3 separate regions of the Homo sapiens genome follow, and regions 2 and 3 are each linked to region 1. A link is a loop called in an ENCODE intact Hi-C map of the cell type or tissue named here. Cell type or tissue: IMR-90. All regions are shown on one strand.

The links. Peaks named below come from ENCODE experiments on the same cell type or tissue, not always from the same donor. Only the 100,000 strongest peaks of a DNase experiment are listed, where the experiment ranks them.
Region 2: a loop joins it to region 1, with 5 times the contacts of the local background. A loop is called at or near these places in 4 of 110 quality-filtered maps.
Region 3: a loop joins it to region 1, with 2.1 times the contacts of the local background. A loop is called at or near these places in 21 of 110 quality-filtered maps.

What each region holds. Positions count from the first base shown.
Region 1 is chr1:198,083,967-198,091,966 of GRCh38, reverse strand. No RefSeq gene overlaps it. Among named protein-coding and RNA genes, the nearest start is that of NEK7, 69 kb to the left of the region's middle. In IMR-90, a CTCF peak has its summit at 3,434 (motif pointing left); DNase peaks (open chromatin) are centred at 3,046 and 3,416; H3K4me3 peaks cover 268 bases; H3K27ac peaks cover 202 bases.
Region 2 is chr1:197,611,106-197,619,105 of GRCh38, reverse strand. DENND1B (DENN domain containing 1B) reads left to right here. Exons shown (of 23, transcript NM_001195215.2): 11 at 1,347-1,447; 12 at 7,130-7,175. Among named protein-coding and RNA genes, the nearest start is that of DENND1B, 160 kb to the left of the region's middle. In IMR-90, a CTCF peak has its summit at 3,748 (motif pointing left); no DNase peak of the experiment used is centred here.
Region 3 is chr1:198,268,059-198,276,058 of GRCh38, reverse strand. The region is part of intron 5 of NEK7 (NIMA related kinase 7); the gene reads right to left. Among named protein-coding and RNA genes, the nearest start is that of NEK7, 120 kb to the right of the region's middle. In IMR-90, no CTCF peak of the experiment used is centred here; DNase peaks (open chromatin) are centred at 3,338 and 7,918; H3K27ac peaks cover 1,107 bases.

The DNA of each region.
Region 1 (8,000 bases):
ATATCTCCCTTCAAGAAAAACCTTGCTGCCCAGCTGCAAGAAGGGCTGTCACAACAGAGCTGCCAGCTACCAATTCCTTCAAGGTGTGCATAGGTTAAGTAGAGTTACCTCTCCCACGGAGGAGGGTCCCACAGAGCTGGTGACTGAACAAGGACAGAGCATAAGCTTCTTGATGGATCTACTGAAATTTGGTAAAGCCTGCTTTGGGTTCTTCCTTTACTCAATCCTACTTCTTCCTCCTTCCTTTCATTGATATTGACCCCTGATAAATATCTTGCACCCTCAAGCTCAATCTTAGCATATGCTGCCAGAAAACACAACTACAGTGAGGGAGCCACTGAAGGGCTGACTCTGGTTCTCACTATGGCCTCCTCTGTTATTTTGCCTCTGGCTTCCTCTCAGGCTCACCCCTTTGCTCACTCAACTCCAGTCAGGCTGGCTTCCTTGCCATTCTACAAAGTGTCATGAATGCTTCTGGCCTAAGGACCATGGCAGTCACCATTCCCTCTGTCCAGAACATTCTTACTCAGATATTCCCAGGGCTCATGCCCTCACTTCATTCAGGCCACTGCTCGACTGTCTCCTCTTCGGAGGGGTCTTCTTGACCACTGAATTTCAAGCAGCTCACCCCCACACCTCTCCACCTTATCCCAGCTCACCTTTCTCAATTTTTTTTATCCTGCTTACTTTTCTTTTCAGCTTATCTCAACCTAACACGCGCATATTTGTTTATTCATTTATTGTGTCTCTCTCCAACTTCAGTGAAAGCAGGGCTTTGTTTTATTCACTAGAACAGTCTCTGGAACAGCATGAGTGCTCAATATATACTGTTGGAGTTACAGGCAATAACCTAAAAATAAACTTATACTACAGAAAAGATAAAATCTTATACAAATGTCTATAAAAGTTGAATGTAAAATGTGTTGGAAAGAACATTATTTTGCCCTTGATATATAGTATCCATTTGGACTCATTTTCTTCATATTTCTTAGAGACTAATTTTCAGGGGCTCCTGCAATTTTGGCATTAAATTTTTCTACTGCCATCCTTTTTCCCCAACTCTATCAACGAGGTAATGAACTGCAAATCATTAAAATATGGTTGACAAGACTTAATAATTAAAAGTATTCTCTTGTAAATTGCAGAGTTATGTCTTTTTAAATTAATTTTATTTGAATAAGTAATATATAATTACATTCTTCTTGGGAAAAAATTAATATTACTGATAAAGCTAAAGTCTACTTTGACTTATACCACCATGCCTGTTTCCCTCCTTCTCACCTCCCTTCTCACTCCAGCAGTAATCTTCATTAGCAATATTCATCCAGATGTTTTCCTATGCATTACTTGCATTTAAAGTTAAATGATACATATTTATGTGTATTGATAAATTTCATAAGTGTATTAGCTCATTTGCTCCTTATAACAGCCATGTGCAGTAGGCATTATTTATTAAGTAATAATAAAATATACATCTCATATGGTTACTTTAATGATTAAAAGAGCACATGTCAATGAAAACACTTAGCAGTGTGCTTAGCACAATATAAGTACTTTTAAGTGAGAGCAATAATTATTCTATATTATATATCCCTAAATATGAAGACACTCCTAATCACTGAGGTGGTAGAATTTTGTGGGACTTCTAACATCTATATTGAATCCCTGAGATGAGTTATTTAATATTCAAAGATATCATTATTATATCAGCATAATTCTTACACTTTTAGTAGTTCTACTATTTGTGGTTTATAGTTTTTACCTAAAAATACAATAATCTGATCTTGCTAAAGTCAAAGAGAGTTTTTTGTTTCAATGCGAGAGATCCTTATTAAATACAGTGAAATGTGGCTAAAATTTTATAAATAGAGACATTCATCAGGGTTATTTATTGGAAACAACTAAATATCTAATAATAAAACTGTAGAATGAATTGTGATTCATCTATCTCATAAAGTATCTTGTAACCTTTAAAATGATATTTATGAAGACTTCTAATGACAAGAGAAAAGGTTAAATAAATATGTTGTTTAAAAAACAGTAGATAGTGCTTTTGTGCTTAAAAGGAGAGCATTAAAATATATTTCATTTGTAGAATGGAAAGATTATGGAGACAACACAGCATTGTTATTTGGGAAAAAGAAATTATCAAAATTTGAAATATGTATATAGCATGATTTAATTTTTGTAATAAAATTGTGTGGAATAAAGGCTAGAATAAAATAACTCAACATGTCAATAGTGTTTCTCACTGAGTAAAGAGATTATAGATGATTTTAAATTTCACTACTATACATTCATCTTTATAATCAGAAATAAATACTATTTTAAGGTATTTCTATTAGTTTTCTAGAGATACCTAATTCAACCATACCTAATGAAATTTGAATCTTCTGACGTTTATATTAATGGAACTCATATTAAGAAAGTATGCTTAGTAAGGCAATAGCCAACTTGTTAAATATAAATTCACACTTGGTAAGAGGTTTAACCTCTTATAATGATGTTTATAAATTATATAATTAGAATCATTTAATATCCACTGTATACTTGAAACAATTTTTAAAAACAGCCTTGTGACCAATTATATTAACTTCATGTTTATATTAATTCTTAATTTTTAAAATAAAAGTCTATAGTTTCATTCCAAGTATCCTCTATAAAATAAAATATATGTACTGATAGATTGAAGAGAACTAAGAAGATAAATCATTTGCTATTAACAAAATTCTAATGCTTGAATCTCTTTTTGATAAAGTATAATTAACTGAATATAATTGTAACAGCCTGTGTCAGTGCACCCCTCTGTGAGTTAGTTCCTCAGGTAATTAATTTGTAGAGCATTTCCTTTGAGAGCTATTTCCCCTCCTACAATTCCTAGACTTTTTCCTTCTACAGAATGGTCAAGATAAACTACTCCTACTCCTTCAGAAGCACTTATGATTCAAGATTACAGAGGAATGTACTTAGAAAAATGTGCAGTGGAAAAAAGTACTTATATGCATACACACAGACTATGGTTACTGAAAAGTTCACTGAGAAAATATGGTGCTTATCAAGCTTACATACCCTCTCAGATGGCTGCCAGGTCAGGCCACTCAGTTCTCTTTTGCCTGGTTCCCCTCTGAAGTCTTGCCCCTGCGTGATGCTTCCAAGCCTCTACACTGCCAGAAATTCAGCCTAGAGAACCATGTTCAAACCATTTATTCAAACATGCTGACTGCCTCAGCATTTGGGCATGTTGTTAATCGCATCCCCTAAAGTTTATTCTCCACCACGTACAACACAGTGAAAAGCCACTAAAAGAAAAAGAGAGAGAGAACCTCTCCAGTCCTCCTGCTAGGACTGCTAAGTTTTTCAGTGCCTTTTCCTACACCATCACTTCTCAGAAAAAAATTCTCTCCACTCTGAAAGTTGGGGCAAGTTTCAAAACCTGGGTAGGTCTCCCCCTAGTGACAAAGTCAATTCATTTCTTCCAAAACACTTCTGTTTTCATATTTGATTATTTCCTAAAATGCAGGAGATAAATATTTTCCAGATTATGAAGCTTAGATTAAAATCAAAAGTGCTATGGAATTCATATGGACATTATTAATGAAAGTCCCGATTACACAGGAAATTAATACCACAATTTCAGCACTAAGGCATAAGTCATTAAAAACTCCAAAAATAGCCCTAAGGAGTTCTGGATTATTAGTGGCTTGGTATGTGGATGAAATCATAACTTAGTAGTAGAAAAATTGTGAAATTAATTCTCCCAACACCATTGATAGGTAGATATTATTCAGTATGTATTTTACTATGTATTATTTATTTATGAGAGTTAAAGAAACAAAGGCTCAGAGAGGCTAGTACAAAGGTGAGCCAGGGATTTGAATTTTGCCTATTGGATTTCCAAGACTTTGAACTCTGCACTGTCCTGTGTTAACCTAACCTTCCATGCCTCCCTACTCTCTGGCCTCCTGTTGTACTGATTCCAGCTGGAAAGTGACCCAGACCACATGCTTTTGGGCATTTTGTTCTAATAATTCCTGTTTACCCTTCAAGTTTATCTTAGTTGTTGCTTCCTCAAGGCAGCCTTCTCTTAACTCCTACGTTCCTATTTTATATAGCACCATGTACTATCTACTATTCCTATCACATTTCTAATCAAATAAAAAGATATATGATTGATAGGGTTTGGCTCTGTGTCCCCACCCAAATCTCATCTTGAATTGTAATCCCCATAATCCTCATGTGTTGAGGGAGGGATCTGGTGGGAAGTGATTGGATCATGGAGGTGGTTTCTCACATGCTGTCCTCTTGGTAGTGAGTGAGTTCTCACGAGATCTAATGGTTTTATAAGTGTTTGGCAGTTTCTTTTTCACTCTTTCTCTTTCCAGCCACCTTATGAAGAAGGTACTTGCTTCTTGTTTGCCTTCTGCCATGATTGTAAGTTTCCTGAGTTCTCTCCAGCCATGCAAAACTGTGAGTCAATTAAACTTCTTTCTTTCATAAATTACTGTCTTGGGTAGTATCTTTATAGCAGTGTGAGAACAGACTAATACAATGATTGAGTGTTGTCTACCTCTACCACCATGTCCTACATACCCCCAATTAAAGTTTCATGAAGGGAAGCACCTTGCACAGTGTAGGTGATCCATAAATATGTGTTAAATGAATGAATAAGTGAATGAATGAATGGATGAGCTAATGTCGCTCAAGCAAGTTGTGTTTCTGGTACCACTTTTTCTGTCACTTTTGCTTAGCCTCAAATTCTGATACCCATATTTCTTATACTGATCTGATGACTTTACTCTGATACAGATTTTTTACTACACCCTTGCTCTAATGTTGGCATTTTGGGACCTGGATTGTATCCTGAATATCATACAGGTAGTTCTTTCATCCTAAATGGAAGAAAATAAACTCTTGCACATATCACGGTAAGTGCCATTAAACTCATGAGAGAAAAAAGGATTAGAGGGTCCCCATCTATATGGTTGCTCCCTAAATTCAACTCTCCCCAAAGAGACAATAAAAATATATTTACTTTATAGCCCAACACGTTTTGAGAAATTGATCTGCTCTGCAGATGAAAAGAAAAGCAGTTAGAGGGAAGATAACTCACATAAAATGTTCAAAGTACAGCTCTCTTAATGGATTAATATCTGATAGGTTATTTGACATTAGTAAAAGATCCAAGGCCAGGTAAAATTTTTTACTTGGAGGTAATATCATACCCACTTCCTTATATGGAGAAGAAGCCACAAAATCTTCAATTTTCTTTTAGAACTATTTTATTTTATAAATATTTAAAAGCTGTGAAAACAATAGTAGGTATTAAACATAACATATAGTGGCTACTTTTAATAGTACTAATAATCCTAATAGTACTAATAGTACTACTGCTACTAATAATAACCCTAATAATACTAATAATACATGTATTATTTGAGAAACAAAAGATTTCATCATTTTCACCTGACTCAAAATATCTTGCAAATCTATCCTTACCTTATGCATTTTACTAACTATAGGCTGTGATTTGCAACAATGCTTAGAATAAGCTGTTTTATTAGTTCAGTGACCCAGTAAGAGTATATATATAAAGCACATACATGAGAATATTTATGGCAGTGATTAATTACAGAGAATGGCAGCTTGGAAGCATGTAAATGAAAAGGTAAATAACATATTCCATTATTAACATTCCTCTGTGAAGTGGGATGTACGGAGAGAGCAGAACAATGGAGTGGAGGGAAGTTGGGTCAGACAAGTGATAAATCAGTTGTGGAAAAATAGGGAAGGAATTATAAGCATTAAGCTACCCTTCTAACACAATGAATGCAGAATAATAATACCATATTTGTAATTATAATGATGTCCTTATAAATTACAGATCAATTCAGAAAGCAGCATGTTTATTTTTTAAATAAACGTAGACAATATATCCACAACAATAATAAAAGGGTGCATATTAAGCCCCAATGGAATCTTAAATTCTGAAGTACAGCTCTCTATTTATATTAATATAAGGCAAAAAGTATTCCTACATTTTCTGTAAGACAAAGGATCATTGTGCTGAATTTCCTTAACTAGCATGTAATAATTCACTTGCTTCTTTATCTCGGAATGTCAGCTAGAAAGCCCAATAACACTATACTGAGTAAAACAACCAAGAGCTGGAGAAACACCTCAGACTTCTTGTGAATGGAACATGTAATGTGATGATTTCACCCATAGCCTTACCATTTTCAGGTTATCTTTTCTCTTCCCTGCTAGATTCTAAGCTCCTTAAAAACTGGATCTTATTCATATTTTTATTTTCTATAATACTGCTGACAATGCCATGTACATGGTAGACCTTTGGCAATTTTTCTTTTTCTTTTTGAGGTGGAGTCTCTCTCTGTTGCCCAGGCTGGAGTGCAGTGGCGCAATCTTGGATCACTGCAACCTCCACCTCCCAGGTTCAAGCAATTCTCTGCCTCAGCCTCCTGAGTAGCTGGGATTACAGGTGCCCACCACCACAGCCGGCTAATTTTTGTATTTTTAGTAGAGACGGGGTTTCACCGTCTTGTCCAGTCTGGTCTTGAACTCCTGACCTCGTGATCCACCTACCTAAGCCTCCGAAAGTACTGGGATTACAGACGTGAGCCACCGAGCCCGGCCGACAATTTTTTTTAATGCTTGCTTTTAGAGGTAGGCCTATTCTGTGCTTCAGGATAAAAGAGAGTTGGATGAATCATACTGGGGGAAAAATAGAAAAATCCAGTAACCTGGATGTCTGTCAGCATCACCCCTATAGTTTTAAAAATATACAGACTCCTTGGCACAATATCAGACGTTTGATTCAACATCTCTGGAATAAGACCTAGGAATCTCTACCTTTAATGTGTAGGTGATTTTAATGCACAGCTGGGAATGAGAACCATTGGTCTGATACCTAATTTTTTTTTCCTGGCCTGGTATGTCATAAATTAATGTAATAACACCTTCTTGCTTTATATTTCTCAAAGTGTACATATATTTTATATAAATATATGTAATATCTAATTTGAGCAATATATGATCAACAAATTATATGCAACAAGTATGTGTCCAACAAACTGTTACATTGGTAGAAAATTGACCTGGGCAGCTCCCTTCACAGTCAATTCATTTCCTCCTAAGCAGGGCCCTCACCCAGCACAGGTCCTCTTGCATATCATTCTGTCTGCCCATACCACTGACCTCTAATGAGGAAAAGAGAAAGCCATCCGCTGAGACCATAATTATGTGCAGAGGGTCAGTGTTTGAACCTTGGTCTCCATGAAACACCAAAGCAAAGAGCAGACTTTTCTTCTGCTCCAAACGCCCTCTAGTTAACTTTCTCACAAATGGCCAAAGAATGGGAAGAGATTCCCTCAAAACAGGCAAAAACACCTTTCAACTTTTCAGGCTAAAATGACAAGATCGGGCGTGTTCAGGGTGGTATGGCCGTAGACTAGAATGACTGAAGTTAAAATTTGCCAGACAATGGCCATTGTGTTCCCAAAGTCCTGTGGCCATTGTGTTCCCAAAGTCCTGCATATACACAGTTGGCAGTGCATAATATTGGCAATACTGTGTCTTTTTCAGTCATGCAAAATTATGCCACAATGAAGAAGGACTTGACAAAGAGGTCAAATTTAGCTCACCTGCCATGCAGTGCTGGAAAATCTCAGGCACTGACAGATTTTCTTCATGAGGCTGGGACAAGTCTGCCATGTATGATTGCTCAGGTTCTGTACTGCACAAGGGCACTGTATCTAATGGGACATCAGCTACATTAGAATCTTTTATTTCTATGATTACAGTTTGACTCCATATATGAGCTATTTATTTATTATCACAATTTTTTGGCAGATGGCAGTAAAATATCTTGTAAAATGATCAATGTATGTCATTCTACTTTAACTTGCAAAAGGAAATTAAATAATTTAAAAACCAAGTTGATCTAACAACATCTAAAATAACCTGTGTTTCTAAACATAGTGATG
Region 2 (8,000 bases), 470 kb after region 1:
CTAAGTGAAATCAAAATACATTATTTGCCATACAAAACTGATTAAAAACATGACTGGAAAAAATATAATACATATGGCAAAGATGCATATACTTTGAATAAAAATTTTTGGTTTTGGTTCAAATCGAGTTATTTTAATTTACTTTATGTAATGGATCTATTTTGCACTTAAACATAGACAAATGTGGCTAATAATAGGATTTGGATAGCTTTGTGTACATTCATTTTTTTAAATTAATTGTGCTTATCACTTAGTTTCTTTAAATATCTTTGTATAATAATAGAGAAAACGGTTTATAGAAAGTCTGGTTCATTTTCAGATTTTTTTTTAATTCTGATCTTCAAGTTGAATAAAATAATTTAATCGGTAACCTTGAAATACAGACTATAGCAAAACTTTAAAATGATTAAGAATGCTGATTTAATTATTGCTTTATGCATAAAAATGACTTTACATCTACAGAAATATAATTTAAAATGGAAAGAAAGTCACATTAAAAGAATTCTGATGAGGGTCAGAAGATGGGAGAAAAAAGTGATATCCTTTTGTTAAGTACTAAAAAATGTTTAATTAACTGCTTACCAAAACAAAACAATTAAAATGGCAATTACCTTTAAAATAGCAACAGTGTAATTACAGCTGTTGTGATATAAAGCTAGGAAACAAAATGTTAATCTGGAATGAACAGTTTAAATATGAAATTATGATATACTTGGCTTCCTGTAGTACAGCTGTCAAGCTTGGGCAGTTTGCTGGTCAATAGTGACATTCTATGTGTCAGTGAACAGAGTCTCTTGATACCGTAACCCGCAGTTCACACATTACTGAAGCTCCAACTGTCGAACATTCAAGTCCCCTGATATTATTGCAGCTTCCAGACTCTCCTAACTGGCTCATGTTTCATTCTTTGGCAATTTGCCCTAATGATATCCCTCAGGAGCTTTCAGCCTCTCTTCCTTTCCATATTTAATCATCTTATATTAATCTGAGTGATACACAAACTATGCTGTACAAATTGTAATTTCCTACAATTTTTCTAAGATGCACACCTAATTTTTCAGTTTTACTTTTACTTATGTTCTAAGTTTTCAATCCCAAACTCGGTATTTTCAGATGATTATAACTATCTACATGATTCCCAAGAAGCTTCTTTTGCTGTTTATATATGTTTCAGAGGGGCCTCTGAGATGTAAGACTTTTTACATGTAGAAGTGATAAAGACAATGTGATTTATGTAGTTATGTAAATTGTTCTGTGATTACTGTTCATTGTTGATACATTGAACATTGCTTTTTGTTTGGAAGGTCAGCAGCTACTTATTTTTGTTATCCTTTTACAAATTTCAGTTAACTGCCTGTATCCATGGATCAGCTGCTCTTCTATACCCAATGTATTGGCAACACATATACATCCCAGTGCTTCCTCCACACCTGCTGGACTACTGCTGGTAAGCTGGCTTTTGCCAGACTCCTTTAAGTTTAGGTTTCATGATTAGATTATCTGTTTATTTGTGAACTAGGTAAACTTGGGGGCATATTTAAAAGAAATCACAGAAACTTACATTTTAATAAATAGTAAAGATGGCTTTTATGAAGGACAGAATAATTCTGTACAAAGGTAGCGCAAGTTTATACCTAGCAAACATAAAGTTCTTTAGATTTTGTGAATTTCTTCTGCAGTCATTTAGATAACTCAATGCAAAATAGAAAAAAATAACAGTCTTAAGTTGTGTTAGGAAAACTGTATAGAAGTTATGGTGTCAGTTAGAGAACCCAGTATCCCAGGTGTCAGAATTTGTCTGGCAAATCTGCCAGCAACCACATTGTCTCTGTCAGGGCATACTCTTGTTACCTTTACTTCAGAATACACTTCTTTACCCCTCTTTTTTCAATAATAGCACACCAAATACCAAGTACTGATAAAGGGGTTGTCTCTAATACAAGAATTCTTGTTTTTTGTTTAAGTCAAAGTCTCAGCCTTGATCCACCATGAAAAGCAATGTTGAAAAGTATTGGGAGTAGTTCTGAAAAGTTTCCTGGCATTAGACACAATTCCTAAAGGATCCCAATAACCAGGCCTCTAGACCCTCCTTGTTCTCTTCACCTGGAAGAGTCTGCATATTTATCATGAGTCTAAACAAGGATTAGACTTCTAAATAGCAGCTTCTGGGCCTTCTTCAAGACTAGGGGGGGAAATGTTATCTTCATTGCATAATCATCTTCTGCAGGTATAGCCTAATTCTTAAGAAATGTGATGGGATTTTTCCTCTAAATCATTGTGCACACACATAGAAGGAAACAATTTTGACCTTAATGTGTTTGCTTATTTCACAGCTAATGTTACTAAAACACAGCACTTTTAGAATCAATGCACTCATTTAACTTTCTTATTTCATAAAAGGCAGAAAGTATTAAGGATTAAAAATGATTTAAGTTCATACACAGAGGGTTTCTATTAACTTTTTATGACTGAGCCTCTTCAGAACAAGTGATTGTAGTGACAACACATGTACTTGGCCACATATTGATTACGTTAATATATTGGTGTGTTTCCACAGCATGGTAATATTATTAGTATTGATAATGCTGTGAAGTAGGTGCCCAGTGACCTACCATTGCTATTATGCTGTTTGAGAACTAGAAAGGAGAAACTGTTTGGCAGGAAACTATAGGAATGTAGTTTATATTGTTAAGTGTCACACACACAAGTCTAAGAATAAAATAAATAGGCCCTTTGTTATTCATTTTAGAGTTTTCCTTTAACCAACATACCTATAATATTTTAGCATTCCTTAAAGGGAGGGTCTCATTTATTTATGTTGACATATGCAGTAGATCTTTGTATATACTGTTCAGTAATTAAACTTTATTTATTTAAAAATATATTTTACAGCAGTATTTGGAAATATATTGATATATGATTTTACATAATATATCTTTAGAATTACGTTTTATATATGATGTTAGTGCCATCTTAATTTTTCTATTAAAATGTTCTAACCTCTTAAGAGATAACACACCTTTAATTAAGTTCAATTATCTGTAATGAATTACACATTTAAGACTTTCTAAAATGTTATTTAGAAATTATTATATGACACAGGCAGTTCTGTACTAATTTTTTTCCAGATCTTTTCTAATCGTTTCTACCCCTGCCATAAAATTCAATGAAGTAAGCTTGTTTCATATTTCAGTCCCTGGAATTTTCTTTCTAGTGTCTAATGTCTGAAATAGCCTTTGGGTTGAGTTCTAAGAGCTTGCATGCCAAAAACCTCCCTGGTTCAAAGAGTAAGTCAGTGATATTCAAACAAGAAGTTATCTGAAACTTCCTGAACCTTAAGGTCACAATGATAGGCTCAGCTTCTATCATAGGAACGGAGTAATATAATATAATTATTTTTTTAAAGAATAGCCATCAGAAAACTTGGTAAACTAAACTGTTTCCTAGGGTAAACAGTTTTCTTCCATTTCCATCCTTGAGGTTAAAAAATCATACTGATCTACATGTAAAAGGGAAAAAAATTACAGATCATCCCTTCAATCTCATAGTTTTGATTAAATACTTTTTATGAATATTCCAGTTCAAAAATAGTGTCATGAAGATTTGATAGGAAAAGATATATCTTTGCTAACTCTTTGGCACGATTGGAACTTTCTGAATCCTGAGGTAATCCTACCTCCATAAAGTATTTCTGTTTTTGCAACTGGTAGCTCTGGTGTGGGTTGGACTGTGGAGAGCCGTAATGCCATCTTGTGACCATGGATGGATATCGCATCTTGGTCCACCAATAAAGCCTTGCTACTTTGTTGATTCATTCATCCATTCACTTGTTCATTAAACACTTAGTGACCATCTATTAATATTTGCCAAGCTGTGAGTGTGTAATGTAATGAATAAGATTTAGTTTATGCCATTGCAAGATTCACAGATAGCAAGAAATACACACATACTTACATGTGCACACATGCACACACACAGCACAGTGTAATACTGCAATACTATAAGTATTACAGAATAGGCATACAAAGGACCATGGATGGCAACACATAAGAAGAAGTGGCCTACAGTCCCTGGTAGCTTAGGGAAGGTGCCTGGGAGGAAATGACACCATCTGCATTTTCCCCTAATCAGCCAATGTAAGAGTACTTTAATGTGGCAAGTCTATGATGTTGCAAGACAGTCTTAACCTATCTAAGTCCATAAACACATGGCAGGTAGTGTGACTGTAGGACTAGTAAAATTGTAATTATCTATCATTTGTTCATGAATGGTTGAGTCACTATTTAGGCTATATGACTCTTCTTTTTATGAAAGGAGCAGATTTAGCTTCTGAGAGAATAGGTATTTTTTTTCTTTAAAAAAATGGAAAATTGTATTCTTTAGACTACCCCAATAGACTGCTGTTATAGTCTGTGTCATGAGTGGTCTCTTTGTATGAAAACCTAAAAAGAAAAAAAAAGCTATTCTTAAGTACAGGTGAATTGCTACCAAAAAGAAGCAGCAATCATATGGAGGCTTCTGTATCCTATCTTTGCAAAATAACTTCATTGAAAGAAAGATTTAGGACAGTTTTTCACATAGAGGACAAAACATCTGTGTTGCCAAGAATCTCTTCTTGGCTTGTTAATGCCCTTATCTAATTAGGAAATTTAAGGCTAGGTTTGCAAAGTTACTTTTCATGAGATTTGGGTGATTTCATATTAGGATTACACAATCCAGTTTTTGTGAGAAAGAAACAACTATTCACTCTATATTCTGCAAAATGTAATTATTTTAGGAAATTAGTCTCTAGGTTAATAATGTTTACAGTTCTAACATCTGTGTTTTAGATTTTGTGAGAAATTGGTGAGAAGAGAACATGTGGAGATAACAAGTGATCCCATTTTAAAAGTTTCAAGTTATTATATGATTAAATTTTGCATACAAGCTTTTTAATGAATATTTTTATGTCAGCTTAACAATTTTTATCAATGTGTTTTTTATACTTCTGAAGATAAGTATATCTTCCATAAAGTTTAAAATGTTTTTGCCTGGGCGAAAGAGCGAGACTCCGTCTCAAAAAAAAAAAAAAAAAGTTTTCCTAGATGTATTCAGTAGGTTATTTAGCAGTCTGTTTCTGATTTTAAGAAAATCTGACCCACCCATTTATCCCACCAACATTTGTAAAATGGACTTAGTAATTATTGTTTTTAGAAGGCTTACCTATTTTAAAACTCTTTCATTAAAATGTACTTTGAAATTTCAGACAGCATGGGCTTTTCTGTATTATAAATCTTGTGAATAGAATAAACTAACCTGAGGTTAATTGGAAGTTTACACAGTGACTTTAATAATTTTATGCTATTTTGAACATAGGCAGGGCTTGAGATATTTAAGATTATGGCCTAACTTCATTTTGTTAAAGGTATCAAAACCTTGTTGTGGAAGCCTAGATTTGTTAGTGATATGCATTTTATGTCTTCTTCTCTGGAGACCTAGAAGGAATACAGGGATGAGAACTTGAATTAGGGAAGTAGTGGAACAGTACACATTTGTTCCTCCTGTTTCCTTTTGAAGGTAGAAAATCTGTTAGGTCTTAAGGATATCAAGGCCTATAAACAGTTTTCAACTTTCAGCCAAGTGAAGTATCCAGAATATCAGATCAATTCCAGATGGTCTCTTGCATTCAAATTAAAAAAAAAATAGGAAGGAACAAAGCTACAAAGGGCAAAGACAACTGGGAATTAGAATCTAGTACAATAAGAAGTAATGAACTAGAATGTACAGGCTAACGAGGAGTAAAATAAGAACTTTAACACTTATTTTGTAAATTCTGGATATATAGATTGGTGGTTAGCCATCTTTAAATAAATTTGGAACTTTTTAAGGTTACTTTGAAATCTCTGGGTCTGTCAGGGTGGCTGTGTAATCTATTGCTGGTTCTCAGTAGCAAAGTGAACACACAGAAATTTGGACAGCTCTGTTCTAATAATGACAATGATGTTTAGAAAATTATGCAAATCTTTTGAGAAAGAGGATTATCTGTTTGCATTAACAGAAAAAGAGTGTCATAATAGAGCACAAAGATGCCTATAAAAGAATTGCCAAAAATGTTTTATTTTAAAATAGCTATTTATTCATATATCTGCTATTGACTTCGTAGATATCTGTCAATTCTCATGTTTTTCTGTTAGATAATATTTTAGGTTTGAAATGTCAAGTTGAATAATTTTCTTCTTGTATTTCGTGAGAAGTATTTCTGAAATAACCAGCAATTCTTATTCTGTGTATTAAAAATTTAACATCTATATTTTTTGCAAGAGTATAAAATCCATAGGGAATATATTCAGTTTATATTGTCTATTATTGTTCCCAAGTTTCTACCCTAAGGCCTGGCACCTGCTATGCTCCAAATATCATGTGTTGAATTAATTAATTCAAGATTATTCTCACACTTGAGTATTTTTAAATTTATTAAAATTATTAATAAAAGTGAAAGTTGGATAAATCTGAATTTATAAAATTAGGTAAATAAAAGACAATGTACATGAGGGGAAAGATAGCACAGTAGGTGAGGAAGTTGTTTCCTTTTGTACATCCAGTTCCAGAACAGTGTCTGACAAACAATAAGTCTTGATAGATATTTGCAGACTGACCCTCTGATCCAAATATTTGGTGACATAGGAGGTATGTATCAATGAATATATATATTAAGAATATCATAGAAATAAGAATTTAATTGAATAGGAAAAGATGTGCAAAACGGATGTTAATAAATTTGATGATTATTTAAGATATATTTGCTATGAGGTATACGGAAAAGATTCAATTCAGACTATGGCCTAGACCTGGATATTCTTCTTAAGGTAAAAACAAACCAACAAACAAACTTTTTAGGCATTATAACTCTTGATTAAATTATAAATGATTTTATGATGTTTATAAAAAGCAATCTTAATTTTAAATATATTAATGGCCTCTAAGATTAAATTTGAGCTTTATATATTGAATAATTTTGAATATCTATAATGTGTTATGCTGGAACTGAGCATTTAATACATTTAATTTTTAATCATTTTGAATTACTTATACTGTTGTTTCAGTTTTAATGAACTATATGAATCTATGCATATATATATTTTTAATTTAGTGCCCCAATGCCATACCTGATTGGAATACACTCCAGCCTCATAGAGGTGAGTATCTTTCAGACATGAGACAGTGATAAAATTAACTCATAAAATAATAGTTAAAACAGTTTTGTTTTGAAGAAATATCAGTGGTATAGGACAAAGAAGTGACTAGTTTCATATTTAGAGTATGCTTATCATTTTTAAAAAGACAACATTGAAATAATTACATTTAAATTAACATACTAAATGACCATTTTTTATGGCATGAAATCCATAAAAATAGGTTATGTTTGGTAGAAATCATATGGTAAGTTTTAAATACTAAAACTTCAGTCCTTGATCAGTTGCCTTTTTTTATGGCAACTTGAGATCATTTATATCTCTTTTTCAGACCTATATTTTGAAAGTCACAATTTATGTACTTATGAGTCATGAAGTAAAATTTTTTATTTTGCAGACTTCATTATGTTCCCATTTATCAGTGTGTACATTTTAAATGTGGTTTTAATATACTAATCATGAACTTTAGAATATAGCCTTAAGTTTTAATTTTCAGTTCTGTTGGGGAATATAAAATTTAGTAATTTTTTTCCACAATTACCACATCATTTTAAAATTATTTTTGTCACTTAAGTTATTCCTATAGTGAAAGATCTTGAACTATTAACACCATGAACTTGAAATTAGTGAGATTTCCAGGAAGGTCTTGGTATAGGATCAGCATCTAATAAAATAAGCAAAAGGCTTTAATTAAAACAAAGTCTTGGGTCAATTGAGTGGTGTCATTATGCTAGATGCTATCAGTTTTATTCAGATAAATTTGTCTTTTTTTGCTGGTTGTACAGATTGTACTTTAACCCAGTTTCTAATAAGCAACCTAAATGAGTT
Region 3 (8,000 bases), 180 kb before region 1:
TCAATATACTACTACTCAGAATGACCTGGTCTAAGAGTTAAGTATCCAAATTCGTTATAGGCCTTTAAAGAATGACATGAATTTGACTTTTTCACAAAATAAAGGCAGTTTCATTATGCCATTAGTATCTCTCATTATTTTTAATGTGTGTGTTTAAACATATGTGGTTTTTAAACCATTCCTTAAGTATAGGGTTTTGGGGGTTTGTTTTTTTTTGTTTTTTGAGAAAACCAACACTTAAAATGAGAAAAGCCTGTCTGTTCTGATGGTGGCACTGTTGGCTATCTCTTAAAAGAGGATGAACAGCAAAAAGGCAATGAAAATTCGAATTCTTTTTACTATGGGTAAAATGTATATTAGCACTACAAAGCAGGAACTTCCATAAAGCCAAAGAATTTAAAAAAAGAAAGGACAATCTTCTCTTAAAATTTATTCTAATAAACACATATCTTTTTAAAAGTTAATTATCTAGCCAAAGAGCATTATTGTTTGAAAATCCTGTTTCCCTTGAAAAAAGGCAGCCCTATATAAATGTTTAGCTCTGATTAAAAAAAAAAAAATCTAATGCCAACGTGTAAAAAGTAAAAATGTACATATATTTGTTATATAGTAAGTTTTTAATATAGCAATAAATAATGTAACCAATCCATCTAAAAGTTGGTATCAATATAAATATTTATAAGAAAATGAAAGAATATGTGACAGGGCGCTTTTACAATATTTATGCTATGAAATAGAATTGCAACTTTTTTATAGTTGAAAATAAAGTATCTGAAAATTTATGGGCAGGCAAAAATAAACACCCAGATATACCTGATCACTTGGACATAATTTTGTTTAGTCTTTTTTTTTTTTAAGTAGGCTAGTCTTTTCCCTATGCAAATCTTCAAATACTATTTACTTTAAAAGTAACTTTTCCACTTTTATCAAAATTATTCAAATAAATACTGGATATTATTCAAACAGAAAAATCAGATGTGACAAAAAGCTAATCAATTTACATATAAAAGTATGTATATACAAACATCAGATTATATTATTTCTGACTTATGTGTAAGAAGATTACCATCATTTCACTTAGGTGAAATTCAGCATATCTGGTAAAACCCATCTGCGTCACCACCTAAGTGATTTATATTAATATAAAAAGGGCTATAGCTGATCCAAGCTGTCTCCTTTCAAAGATTTTGGGAAAATAGTCACATCTTAATAGACACACTCTTTTTAAAATTATTCATCTCCAAACATCCCACTACAAATTAAATGACCAAGACCAAATCCAATTATATAGTGGACAGTGAATATCTAAGTATCATTTTTGAACTCCATTGAGTAACTTGGTTCCTGCATTCTAGACATTACAACTCCAAGTAGAATATACACTGCTTATTTCTGAGTTATATAATTCTAATATTCTTCCTCAAGAAATCTCAGGAAGAGCTTCAGTGATATTACCCAGCATAACCTCATCAACAGAGAAAGATAGAAAATGATCTTATTTTACAAAAAAATTACTATTCTCTGTGGCATATCAAAACATTTAAGCATAAAGTTTGACATGTTAATCTTTAAAAAAGAAAATTTCAGGCAAAATATCTGGAACTATCAGGGTCAGCTTCATGGGCAGGAAACCTGTGTTATGCAGGTCTGGCACTTGGGGTTTAAAGCTCTGTTACTGCCATCTTAAAAATTTTTAATTTTTAACAAAGGGACTTGCAATTGTGTAGCCAACCCAGGGAATCATACACTAAGCATCCTTTAGAAATGTACTGCTGTGGTTAAAAAAATAAAAAACAAACAAACAAAAAAATGCAATCCTGGTGTGCAAGGTGTTTTTGAAGAGGATTAGGAAAAATGTTAATTAAATGATGAGAAATAATGAAGTCATAAGAGAACTAGAATTACAGGCACCAGCTGCTCTCCATTTCTTCCAAGTATCTAGTAAGAGGAAGTAAGTGATTTATGTTAAATATAAGGAAGCATTTCCTGCTTGGAGTGTTGTCAAATGTTTAAATGTGCCACTAACACAATCCATATCCATCTTATAATAATAGACCTGATTATAAGGTTTGACAGTAACTGGTTGTGTGACCTTGAACAAGCCATTTAACCTTGATGGGTCTCAGCTTCCTCACTCTATTATAAACAGAGTTTGGAGATGATCTATGACGTCTCCACCACTTCTAAAATATAATCTGTGGGTCTACAGTCTTAGTTTCAAATAAAACAGAAATAATAAATGTCTGTTTGGCACATTTCATACTTAAAAATAATAGTTTCTTGGTATGCCTTATCCTTCATATATCCAATTAGTAAAAACAAAGCAACAACAAAAAAACCTCAGAGATCCCTATTGGTCCATTTAATACTATAAAAGGTCTTAACATGAGATGACAAGCAGTTAGAATTCTTTGTTATAAGTTTGTAATTAGGTCAAACATTTACCATCAGAGGGGATGTTAAGTTCTCAAACACAGCATTGTAATTATAATGCAATTTTATAAGACTATATTTTGTCGTGGTTATTTCAAAGAATTAAATTCACAGAGACTGGGTGATGAAAAAGATAGGATGCTTCTGGAAGTATAATGGACAGTTCTAAGTGTGATTTTTATCATTTATTAATCTTTCTATGGAAACATTTTTCTTTGGAAGGCATAATGAGGTATCAACAAACTAAACTTCACAAATATTTGCTATACATAATTGTGGGAAATTATATAAAATTAAAATTTTGGTATGTAACACTAATTTACAGTGCATAAGTATTTTCTCTTTTGGCACAATGAATACAATTCAGATATCTTAAGTTGCATTAGAAGGTGTAAAGTAGGATGGGCCTGACAGTCATGAGATCACTGAGAATACTTATCACTAGCATCTCATTTTATCTTCTTATCCAAGGTCTACTAGTCTTTGTCTTTTCCTGTAATGTTGGAAAATCTATTAAGAGTGCTAAGCTGTTTTTAGATTATAATAGAATATAAATATAATCAATTCATTCCCAAAAGTTAAAATGGTGCAAGTTATTAATGCAAGCCAAAAATATATTTCATCTTAGGGTAGAAAATGTGAAACAGAAAATATTTTTCATGAGCAATTACACCTTGAGGGAAAAAAACCTCTTAAATTATTTAGCAAACAAGAAAACTAAGTACCCATAAAGTCACAAAACTTCCCCAAAACAGTTGCCTCCTGAAAACTGGTACATCAATATCAAGGCAACTTATTTAGAATATTAAAAAACTAAAAGATCAACAATAAAAACACATGAATGCATCAGAATTACTAAAAAGAATGGTCCCTGCATTGCTGCCATGTGAATAATTCTTAAGAGAAGTTTCCACATTACTAAAACTGATAAGAAAATACTTGGAAATACTTAAAATGTTTTCTCTATTGCATCAGAGTACTAGTGATAGATAAAGTGAGATTAAAAAGAACAGTCAGTCAGTCTTCGAGGAGAAATAGAAGGTCACAAAGATAAACAGAAATATTTCCCTCTTTAATAAATTTTCTTGCTATGTTATACTAGACAACACTAAGAGAGTTGAAGAGATATTTTAATTTTCATAATGAACAAAGAAAACACAGCAGAACAGTAAAAGTATCTCAATTGAAATCTAAAGGAGAGAAATTAAGATGCTTAGCATAATGGTGTCTGTATCCCTTATCTTTACTTAAGTGTCTACAGTTACCAAAATTACTGCTCACGATGGTATTACATGGTTTACAAAAGGGAGCTTTATATCATTATCATCTTCAAATGTAAGGAGCAATAAGCTCCTTCAAAATTATCTTCAATTTTTTCCAAGCAAACAGAGTTCAAAGTTCGTACATCACCTTTTATTTATGCTCACAGAATTAAATAATGGTCATTTCACGGTATAAAGTGTTCAATTTCCTAAAATCTCTAAGTTCTATACTGCTTCGACTTCAAACTACTTAAGTATCAAGGAAAACCCAAGTGATATTTTATCTGTAACATTGCTCTTAAAAAAATAATTCTATACAACACACCTACATATACATACCATATGTAGACATAAATTTATACAGATATAGACACATAGATGTACATATGTTATGTATAGGTACCTAAGTAAATGTATCTATGTGTGTGTGTGTGTGTGTATATATATATATATATATAAAATATAAATTTTTAATTTATATATATATAAAATAATATTCAATCCTGGGTAGTTTTTTCAGATAGTGCTAACTTGCAACCTTAGGACTTCAGAATAATTCTAAAATGAAATATAAGACAGGTGATGATCTCATACAAAAGACTTAGTGGGAAACTGCATTTGGAATCACTGGCAGTTCTCATAATTGTCTGATATGGGCTATACACTTTGTCCAGATGCTGAAATGGAAAGTGTGGGTATCCTGGTAAACAATAAATCAGAGTTATCAAAGAGAGATGGGACTGCTGGGAAACCTTTATTGCTTTAAGGATCCAAAGGCCAAGAGTGTAAAAGACATTTCAAAGTGATTTTATTTCCAATACAACCTCTACATTTGGATAAGGACAAATAAAGATGTGTCTGCAAATGTAAAAACAGCCAAACCAAGTATGTGAACAAGATTTTTAAGTTATAATATTTGAAGATAACAGTTATCTCCAAAACATGGTTGACATTCTAGCTAATTTATTAACGTCTGTCATAAGCAGAATTCTAAGATGTACCTCACTCCCCCAAATTCTCAAGTCCTGTTGTATAATCCCATTCTCTTGAATGTGAGTAGGGCATGTGAATATTATGAATTACTCTCCCATTTCATATGATGTTATAAAGAAGAAGGGATTTTGCAGATGTAATGAAGGTCCCTAATCAGCTGACTTTGAGTTAATCAAGAAGGACATTAGCATGGGTAGTCATGACCTAATTGGGTGAGCCATTCAAAAAAGTCAAGAGAGATCTGAATCCAGAGAAACTCTCCTGCTGGTCTTAAGGGAACACAATGGCAGGTTGTGGAGATGAATGGGGCAGAAAATGGCCAGCAGCCTCAAGAACCTAAGGATACCCCCAGTTGACAACCAGGAGGGAAGTAGGAACTTTAGCCATACAACTTCAAGGAACTGAATTCCCCCAAAAACCAGTGAACATGGAGAAAGACCCTGAACCTCAGTGAGCTCACAGCCCCAGATGGCACCTTGATTTCAATTTTCTAAGACCTTCAGCAGAGAACCCACTAATCCTGACCCACAGGAATCTAGAGTAATAAATTTGTGTTGCTTAAAGCTGCTAAATTTGTAGTAATTTGCTATGCAGCAATAAAAAATTAATACAAAATACAGTTGTAAACACATGAAAAATCAGTATGTAAAATTAATCTTATGTATGTATAAAGAAAAAGAGTTTTAAGGCTCCTAGCAAATTTAGAAGGAATGACCTACAGGTGGTAACAAGGTAGAAAATACAAAGTCAGCAATCTAAGAAGATAGCCTATACCTAAATATCCTAGAAATAAGAAATGATGGTCTTATTTATTTATTTTGTGCAGTACCAAACTCCTGGCAGGAAACAGACATCCATTTAAATTATTTGTATTGCATATTTCACTAAAAAAATTGTAAGAATAATATTCATTTCCTCCTTAGCCACTGTGATACGGTATGACATTCTCTTGGCAGATAACAAACCTCTGAGTTTCTTCTCAAAACATTAGGTTACATTTTGTTTTATTGCTAGTCTAGCAAAACAATTTTTAAAAATATATAATATTAAATACATGCATTTACAGTTTCTTCTATTTGTCTCAAATTGACCTATATTAATTCAAATAGGTAGTTATAAATACAGGCACTTACAAATTAATTCAATGAATGAAGTATATTTTGTGAAATGAACTATGAAAATTTAAAATATATTTTAGTAACATTTCTATTGACAAGTTGAAATTTTAAAATCCTCTTATTTATATATTTTTTGAGATTAATTTCCTCTACACTGGGTCTTCATCACCAAATATGTTTCTTGACATTAGAATAGTGAAATAAACAGTATAATAAGACATACTACAAAATGGAGCATGTATGTGTCCAATTTAACTACAATAAAGAAAATATATGGCATACACAGCACAATTTAACTGAAATCTGTTTTGTAAGAGTCGATTTTCCTTTAAAATTCTGATTGCTGATAATGAAGAAATTATGATGAAAAATTCTAGATTTCCTTTTATCCTAAAACTCATCTGGGAAGTATTTCATCTGACCACAGCCTCAGGTATTCCTTTGTCACTAATTAGAGAAATACTGAATATTTCAACTATAAATTGCTTAATTATATTTGTCAGCCTGCTCTGAACCAATTAATTATTTACTTGTAAAAATCTTTGATGCAATGCTATCCAGAGGTTCATTTCTGGAATACAGACCAGAAGCTATATTTCCTCTTGTACCCCAATTAAGCTGAAGACTTGAGAGAATGAAATATATTGTTATGATGCACAATGATTTACAATATTACTCACTAAAAAGAAATGAATCATGTTCATTACAATTCAAGCATTCACTGCTGTCCTTTGTAAAGCTTTAAGGCATTGTTCTATTCCTTCACAAAAGAAGTTCCTATGATTTTTTTTCCTGATATAATCTATTTTATAAAGAACTGCTTACAGAACTAATAAGCATGTTCAGAAAACAATTTTAGAATTTCTTAACTACCCAACCCCACTCCCGTAAAAAAATACACTGAATATCACAGCAACTCTCTATGAAACGAGAGCATAAAGCAGCAGGAAATTGCTGTGACAGTTATACAACCACCCATGTTATCTACTGAGCCCTGGAACAGAGAAGTGTAATAGAAGTAAAACAACCAACTTCTATACATCTATTCACTACATATTTATTGAAGTTGGTGCTATGAGCTAGAAGCTGAAGATAGCCAGGCAAGCAAAGCCAGCATGGTCTCTGTGCTCAACAGAAATTTAAGTCTAATGGGAAATACAAACACCAATAAAATAATTACACACATGAATACATGATTATATTACTAAGTGCTATGTAGGAAGGGTACTCTGGGAGCACTTATACCATAAAGTACTCTACGAGTCAAAGGAAAATGCTTGAGGAAGTGATACCTAAGTAAAGAACTGAAGTACCAGCAGAAATAAAGTCAGCCAAGAATGGAGAAGAAGAGCATCCCAGGTAAAATAAAATCACATTCAAGGAAATGAAAGGCCAATGAGCCACAGCAAGAGCAGGAGTCAGATTCCATAGCAAATATATGCTGAGCACAAGCTCTGTGCTAGGCACTGCTCTAGGCACTTGGGATATGTGAATACACAAAACGGACTCGGATCCTCTCTGAGGGAGCGTATCTTCTGTATCACACAAGGCTTGCTGAATCTTGCCAAACATTTTAGTCTTTACCCTTAAAGTGAAAACCTAGAAAGATGTGATTGAAAGGAAGTTTTTCTTTTTTCTTTGTTTCTCTCCCTTCTAACGTCTTAAAGACTGATGGAGAAACGGATTTAAGGAATGGGTGCTGGATGTTGGGAGACAAAAAGCTCTCGCTCTCTCCAAATGAGAGACGATAGGGAGAGAAATGGAAAGGGAGCTGGGTGGAGAAATTTGAAAGGCATTTAGAAGAAAAAATAAACAGAATCTGGTGAGATTGAAAAGAAGAGGTAAGGGAGAGTGAAATGTCAAAAAAAAGTCCTGGTTTCCAGAGTGCACGAGATAAACTGGTGCCAGGCCTCGAGTTAGGGAACATGGGAGGATGGGTAGTCTGTAAGGAATTTGTTTACAGACATATTGAGCCATATAGAGTCAGAATTTAAAGAGCGCTCCATGCTAAAGATAAAAAATTGGAAGTCAACAAGAGTATAGAGAGTAATTGAATCCGTAGGTATGAATGAGATCAGCTATAACGTAAGAACATTAAAAAAAAAAAGTCAAGGACTGAAACTTAAAATTCCATCATTAAAGGCCAGGAAGAAGAGAATGAGTCAGTTAAGAAAAATGATAGTCTCCAGAGAGG